2 separate regions of the Mus musculus genome follow, and region 1 is linked to region 2. The links are chromatin loops, found by intact Hi-C in ENCODE. Cell type or tissue: gastrocnemius. All regions are shown on one strand.

Region 1 (4,000 bases), 110 kb after region 2:
GAATCCACTAACACCACATCAAAACAAACCCTTCTATTCCTATTTTAACTGAAGTCAGAAGACAATTGGTGGGAGTTGGTTCTCTCTCCACCCTGTGGACCAAACTCAGGTCCTCGGTCTTGGTGGGCGGTGCCTTCACTCATGGACCCATCTTGCCCATCCTTTTAAAGTTGTTTCTATTGGGGATCTTGTCATGGCATGGGCTAGTCACACTTTTCATATGGAGATTTAAAAAAAATAGTATTTGCAACTTAGGGTTATGAAAACACAGTCTACTATAAACTCTGTAGCATGACCTGGAAAATTGTCTGAGAAAAGGGGCAGGGGTTTAGGAGTGGGAGAGAGAGAGAGAGAGAGAGAGAGAGAGAGAGAGAGAGAGAGAGAGAGGGGCAGAGCTCTATCCCTCCTGTGGCAAAAAGAAAAAAAGAAGGAGAAAAGCAAGAAGCGGGAGAGGATAGAAGGAGGAGAGAGAAAAGAAGGGAGGAGTTGAGGGGCAACTACAGGAAGGGGAAAGATAGAAAAGGAGAGCAAAGAGGGAAAGATGGCACCTCCAGGGCTGCTGGTCCTGGAGGCCAAGCATGGAGACAAGGCTGCTGGACCCCAACCAGCCCGGGGCAGGAAGGGCTGGAAGCCAGGACTGATCAGATGCCTGGAGGACCTCAACAGCTTTTCTCTAAGTATAAAATAGTCCCACGGTTAAGGTGTTCAGAGAAGTTAGTGGCTATTTTAACAAATATTCCAACTGCCTAATTTTCTTACCAATCTCTATTTTTCTACCCACTTATGAGCCTGCTGTCCTGGGCTTGCTTCCCTGCCAGGACTCAACTTTCAATTTTCTCCCATTCTATATTTATCAGGCTAACACATGACTCTGTCATTTAGTCACTTAACTAACATATGCCTGAGGAGAGTGGCATTGATGGGTAGAGAAAATGACTCAGATCAAGTGAAGACTAGATAAAAGATGGCTTACCGCTTATAGAGATACTTAGAATTTGAACTGTGCAGAGAAAGTTGTTTTGAGAACCTGGAATCCAAGCGAATTGTTGGTTCCAAGAAATGTCTCATTTTTAACTTTGCAGCGCTGTGCATGGAACCCAGGCCTTACCCTTGCAAGTCACGCTATTCCCAGCTACACCTCAGCCCAGCATGTGGATTCCTTCAGCCACAAGGCAGGTTCCTTTTAGCTATGGCCCTAACCAGAAACAGGGCTCTGAGCCTAAGCGGGCTGCCCTCTGCTGCCACGGGAGGGGAAGAGCTTGGTTTATGCTGGTGTAAGGGAGGAAAGATTTTTTTGTTTTGTTTTGTTTTGTTTGTTTTGTTTTGTTTTCTCTTTTGTGGGCCTTTAAAGTTCTAAGGATGATTTCAAACTTCCTAGGCCTCCCTTCCTCATGGAATTAAAGACGACAATCTTGAACTTGGAGAGTTGGCAGAGTGGTTAAAAGCACTTGCTGCTCTTGCAAAGGACCTGCTTGGATCCTGGGTTCCACATGGTGACTCACAACCATCAATAACTTCAGTTCCAGAGGATCCAATGTCCGCTTCTGCCCTCCATGGGCACCAGGCATTCATATAATACACACACACACACACACACACACACACAGGCACGAGAGCACACATACACAGAAGCACACAATTAAAAAAAAAACCTCAACTGCAGCAATACACAAATCCACGTGTGACTGATACAAGCTGTGGACAGCACATACCCTCCAGATTTGCTTGCACACCAAATACTCACTGCAGCCCCTGTTAGCTTTTCATTCATAGCCTCCATAAACAGTTTTGAGCTGCAGTTTGAAAAACAGTAGGAAGCCTTTGGGAGTGAAGCCCTCTAGTGGTCATTGTGCATGTCTGCACCGAAACTGATGCCACATGGGAAACAGTTATCTGGTTGAAAATTGGCTGGGCATGGTGGCACACACCTTCAATCCAAGCACTCAGGTGGCAGGGGCTGGTGGGTCTTTTGAATTCAAGGCCAGCCTGGCCTACAGAGCAAGTTGTGGAATAGACAGGACTGTTAACCAGAGAAACCCTGTCTTGAAAAACCAAATAAATTTTTTTTTAAAAAATTAAAATAAAAATTCAGTTTCTGGGGGAATTCAAAATTGGTCATGCAAGACAAATGGAAAGGCCCTTCAACAAAATAGAAGGCGTGCTCTGTATCAGCTATCACAGTGGGGGGGGGGTTGTCTGGATATTAATTCTTTTTTTTTTGGATATTAATTCTTTAGCAAAATATTATTACCTCTGTCTATGCTAATTGTACCTACAAGAACTGACTTCCTGCCATTTCTGACGTGTAGAACAAAAACGCCTAACTCTACACAAAGTCTTTCAGCTGAGGATGTGTGATGTATTGCTGTCTTAAGACCTCTCCGTGCTGCTGAGATGTGGGAAGTGTAACTTGTTATACTCTGTTAGGCGTCTCTCAGGGAGACGGTCAGCATCTGCTGGAGCCATAGGAATGTTGGTAGACTTGGTTGGAATGACACTGGCTTCTGGAGAGAGAACTCAGGAGAATATAACCCTAGTTTCCTCTTCACTCGGGTATGTGTGGAGAGCTTTTGGGGCCGCTGGACAGGAATCTGATATCCGCCAAGGAGAAGGAAATGGGATTCAGGCAGGAATCTGACATTAGGCCATGACAAGGAAGTAAGCTGAGGTGAGAATCTAATTTTAGGCTAGAGCAGGGAAGTAGGCTTCAGGCAAGAGTCTGACTTTGGGCTAGGACAGAGAAGTAGGCTCAGCTCTCTTAGTCATCCTGAGAAGCCCTTAGAAACAGTCATCACGGTAGAGATCAGGGGCCTCTGTTTACTGCCTTGCTTGTTCCTTGACTACTTGTGTTTATCATACTGCTTGTTCCGTAACCTAGAACTGGCCTTATTATCTGCATGGAATTAAAAAGGTATAAAAGCAGTTTGGGGGGAAAATAAACCCGCCTCTGCCTCAGAACTGGTTGGGGTGGTGCTACAATGCTGTCTAATTGTCTTTTTGCTTCTTCAATCCTCACTCCTGCACTGGAGAACCTGTTGACGGACTGAGTCGCCTTGGTCAGGTAGGAAACTAAGGAAGATCTAAAGCACAGCAGGCTGGGGCTGGAGAGGCTCTGTTCTGTGTTTAAGACCACACCGGCTGCTCTTCTCTTCCAGAAGACCTGAGATGGACTCCTAGCACCTACACAGTGGCTCACAAGCACCTGTAACCAACACTCTCTTCTGGCTTCCAGGGGGCACCTGGCACACAGATGACAGACAGACAGACAGACACAGACACAAAACAACCTGGCTGACTCACTGTTCTATTGCTGAGACACCATGACCAAGACAACTCTTATAAGAGAAGCCATTTAGTTGAAGGCTTGTTCAGCATTTCAGAGGTTCAGTCCATTATCATGGAGGGAAGCATGGTGGTGACAGGCAGGCAGGCAGAGGTACTGCAGCACTGACCGAGAGCTTTACGCTCTGATCTCCAGGCACAAAGACCCTAGCTTGGCAGGGCCTTTTGAAACATCAAAGCCCACCTCCAGCGACACATTTCCTCAACAGGGCCACACCCACCTCTTAACCCTTCTAATCCTTTCAAATAGTTCCAGTCCCGGGTGACTTAAGCATTCAAATATTTGAGCCTATGGTGGTCATTCTTCTCACCACCACCACCACCACCTATCCCATGAGACAGGGTTTCTCTGTGTAGTCCTGGCTGTCCTGGAACTCACTCTGTAGACCAGGCTGGCCTTGAACTCAGAAATCCACCTGCCTCTGCCTTCCAAGTGCTGGGACTAAAGGCGTGCGACACTGCTGCCCAGCTATGGTGGTCATTCTTATTGAAACCACCACACACTCATGCACATAAAATAAGCAAAAACTTAAGACAGTACAGAGCATGATATCTAGCCTAGACTTGGAACTGGGTCTGGGATCGAAAGCCAGACTCTTCTGTCACCGTAATATGGGCTAGCAACGTCATGCTTCTGGACCATGTAAGCCAAAGGGAA
Region 2 (4,000 bases):
TAGACTCTGTCCTCTACCATGGCAGAGAAAATAAGTCACAGCCCCTGGCTCTCCTGCACGCAACGGGCACTGCATATCACACATCAGAGGTTCGTATGTTTTCGTCATCAAGGTTGAATACAAATGGCTTCTCCTTGGGGTGCTGGGGCTCCGACCTGTGCCTGACTCGAGAACTTGCCAGCACCCCTGTAGCTGTGCTCTCCCCAGGGTTAGGCATGAATAGAGAGTCCTCTGGAGCATGCTCCACCGACAACGGCTTTTCCTCAGCCTGGGGGACAGGTGTCCAGGGTTGCCAGGAGGAGGCCACCGAAGGGGCCTTACAGAGACCTCTTTTCTCTTCTGCTGGTGGCCGCCTTCTTGACAAGATGGAGTTAGGCGCGCTTGTAAGGGTAGAACTTCCAGGTCGAGTCAAAGAAATGGACCTTGAAAAGGACGGCTCCTAAACACAGAAAGAGAAGACAAAGTAAGGGGTTTTCCTTACAATGCTTGTCTCCAAGTCTCAAGAACCCACTCAGATGGTCAATTCAAACAGGGACACTGGCTACAGACTCAAGTAATTGTCTAGAAGCCAGGGACACCTTCAGTCCCAGTTTCCCAGAAGGCTAAGGCAGGAGGATGGCTTGCAGTAGTAGTCTGGACCACACAGCGAGAACCCTATTGTAAAAATAAATAAATGCATAAATTTTAAAATGATACTAAGCAGAGCTCGTTCCGCATGTTTGCAGTGTTCTGCCTGATGCTGGACTTGTAGGAACACATCAGAAACTTCACATCTCTGTCCAGACCGACTTCATGTCCACTTACAAACCAGAAAGAGAGAGAGAGAGAGAGAGAGAGAGAGAGAGAGAGAGAGAGAGAGAGAGAGAGAGAAGGGGGAAAATGTACCCAAGTTAGCAGAGAGAGAAAAACAAGTGAACCAGCACTTAAGGCCGGGCTGCCTGCCTACATAACCAAATAAAACACGACCGGTTCAGAGATAATTTATCTTTAAGCTGACGCTGCGGCACAGAGAGGAAGTGACTTACCCTAGGGTGGCACTTCAGAGCCTGGACAGCTGCTCCAATCCCCTCGATCCAGCTGTGCATGTCCTCAGGGCTGTCCGCCTGCAAAACATCCACAACACATACACACATTTTTTGGCACGTGTCTTCAGCTTCCAAGCCTTGGGCTCAAGTTCATAAAAATCACATCAGAGTTCAAAAGGATCTCAGAAGCCGTGTAGTTCAGCGCCTTGCGGACTTTTGAGGACATTTTCCCCCCCTGCCAAGTTCATTCTTGACTCCCAGTAACTAAAACTGCTCAGAGCTAAGGTGCTCTGAAGACAGAGGGGGGTATAAAAGTAGCGAACAGCCTAGTTTTCCATCTTCTAACTGAACCCATCACCCCATCTGAAAAACAGCTCAGCCCCTCCAAACTCCTAGGAAACAGAGGCTCAGAGTGCTGCAGCTGCGGGTTGGACACTGGTCTAGACTCCGCCTGCCTTGTCTCTCCCATAACAAGAGGCTCCTGTTTTAAATTCTACTAAAGCGAACTCCCTCTGCAGAACCCCCAAGGCGCACACCACTATGTGTACAGCTTCTTTCTCCAAGCACAAGCTACTTGGGTCTGCCCTGAAATTTCATCCTTGGAGTGAGAACTAAGAAGAACACCACGGCAGAAGCCCATGAAGCATTTCCCCTAAAAATATCCACTTCCCCCCAGAAGGGGGCAGCAGCCTCTCCATGGAAAGAGAACACAGATGGGGCCTGGCTCCTTCAGGCAGCGTCTCTGGGCGCCTCCCAGCCGCTGGAAGGAAGAATGCAAGTGAACTCAGTTACAGAGGGAAATCAGACTGAGCTCCAAAGTGTGTGTGTGTGTGTGTGTGTGTGTGTGTGTGTGAAACAGGCAGCGTCTCTGGGTGCCTAATGCAAGTGAACTCAGTTACAGAGGGAAATCAGACTGAGCTCCAAAGTGTGTGTGTGTGTGTGTGTGTGTGTGTGTGTGTGTGTGTGTGTGTGAAACAGGACCGCTTTGGTTTTCACTGGGATTTCGTGTTTCTTGTTATCCCTCAGTGCTTGTAATGCTATCCCTTCCCATCATTCCTTGGTTATCTGTGTGCCACACATAGGCACTAGGTTAAAAAGGATGACGAGGACCCGTGGTGCACGCCTCTCACACCTGCTACCTGATAACTTATTTATGCTTGCTCTTTCTGGTTACTTGGCAATCTAGTAGCTTTCAAAAAACAAACAAACAAACAAAATGCAGCCCTGGTCCAAAGAAGGCAGTAAGAATTAGGTATCCAAACTTTTTCTAAGATCAGAATGAAAGCTAGCATGTTCCCTAGACAGACCTAGTGAAGAACCAAGTAACTTGTGAAGTTCTGCTGTTTGAACAGTGCCCAGGCCACGGGGCCCTCTATGTATTAGTAAGGCTGCTATTTTTACTATTCTATGGTTAGAGGGAAGCAAATAAACCTGAAATTCTACCATCATGGCCCAGCATGGCCACACATGCCTTTAATCTCAGCACTCGGGAGGCAGAGACCGGTGATTCTAGACCATCCTTATCTATGGATTGATTTCCAGGCCAGCCAGGGCTAGGGAGTGAGACCATCTCCAAACACAATATATTTCACAGCTATGGACTTATCTAATGCTCTCCTCTTCTAATTTCATATATATCCACCCCAAAGGATCATAGGCTGGGCTGGGACTCAGTGACAGAGGATTTGCCTAACACAGGCAAAGCACTGGGTTCTAGACTCAGCGAGCCAAAATTTACAAAGGAACAAATAGTGTAATATATAGAGTAGAGAAAGGGTTATTTTGAATTTACCAAAAAAAAAAAAAAAAAAAAAGTAATGAAGGAAGTAGATTTGCATCTGATATCCTATGAAAGTATAAAGTATACTTTTATAAAATATCTTCAGTAGTCTTAGCCACTGTTTTACATTTTTTATTTCCAAGTTGGGTTTATGGGGCTTGAGAGAGCTCAGTGGGTAAGAAGGCTGCTGCGGTAGCAAGAGGACTTGAGTTCAAATCTCCAGGACCTGTGTAAAGCCTGAGTACCTATAAAAGCCTGCACTTCCCCAGAGGGGACAGACAGATGGATTCTGAGGGCTCACTGCTCAGCCAGCCTAGGCAAAATGCCAAAAGTCAGGCTAAGTGTGAAACTGTCTCAAGAAACAAAGTGGAGGGCCTGGAGAGACAGCAGCTAAGAGCACTGGCTGCTTTTCCAGAGGACCCAGATTTGATTCTCAGCCCCCACATGATGGCTCACAGCTGTCTGTCACTCCGGTTGTACTTGATCCAATACCCTTTCCTAGTCTCCACGGGCACCAGGCACACACATGGTATGCAAGCATGCATGTGGGGGCAAAACACCCATATATACCAAATAAAATGATTTTAGAGACAGACATCCAATAGAAAAAGACATTGACATCCTCTTCTGGCCTCTGTATATACATCACAGGCACGAGCCCTACATATACATGAACACATACAACACATCCATACAGTCATTTTTAGAAAACAAATGTTGCAGGTGATTCTATACAAGAAAGAAGTATTATTTCAGAGTTGAGGTCTACCCAGCCCAGGTGACTTCCTAGAAAACCAAAATGTGCCCAGCACAGATCAGATAAAGAGGGAAATGCCATGTGTCCCTTGCTCTCTTCCTGCCCTGATCTTATGTGTATTCTGGTTTCTGTCCTTGATGGCAGTTTGTAAAAAGAGAGGGACAAACTTTTGAAATGAATCCATTCAATCAGCGGTTTGACTGCAGTCCAATGAGCTTCTGAGTATCAGGAGTCCAGTACTACACACATGCAGACACCAATAAAAGACATCCAAGATCTACCGCTGGTTACTGCCATTACCCCTAAATCTACAGCAGTTACTGCTTCCTTTGATTCCCAACTTCATCCCTTCCCAATGAACCAATCCCATCTTTAGATAGAGCCCCCAAATGGATGACTGTATAAATTATGCACTACATAGTGCTAGATCCTGGGTCC

What was found. A loop is a pair of places that touch in the nucleus more often than their neighbours do. Peaks named below come from ENCODE experiments on the same cell type or tissue, not always from the same donor. Only the 100,000 strongest peaks of a DNase experiment are listed, where the experiment ranks them.
Region 1: a loop joins it to region 2, with 13 times the contacts of the local background. A loop is called at or near these places in 21 of 42 quality-filtered maps.

The regions. Positions count from the first base shown.
Region 1 is chr8:25,149,396-25,153,395 of GRCm38, forward strand. No RefSeq gene overlaps it. Among named protein-coding and RNA genes, the nearest start is that of Mir8108, 7.8 kb to the right of the region's middle. In gastrocnemius, CTCF peaks have their summits at 1,217 (motif pointing left) and 1,848 (motif pointing left); DNase peaks (open chromatin) are centred at 1,201 and 1,856.
Region 2 is chr8:25,042,600-25,046,599 of GRCm38, forward strand. Plekha2 (pleckstrin homology domain-containing, family A (phosphoinositide binding specific) member 2) reads right to left here. Exons shown (of 12, transcript NM_031257.3): 11 at 1,026-1,103; 12 at 1-439. The coding sequence ends at 77. Among named protein-coding and RNA genes, the nearest start is that of Htra4, 5.6 kb to the left of the region's middle. In gastrocnemius, a CTCF peak has its summit at 1,707 (motif pointing right); DNase peaks (open chromatin) are centred at 1,121, 1,730 and 3,137; H3K4me3 peaks cover 786 bases; H3K27ac peaks cover 1,679 bases.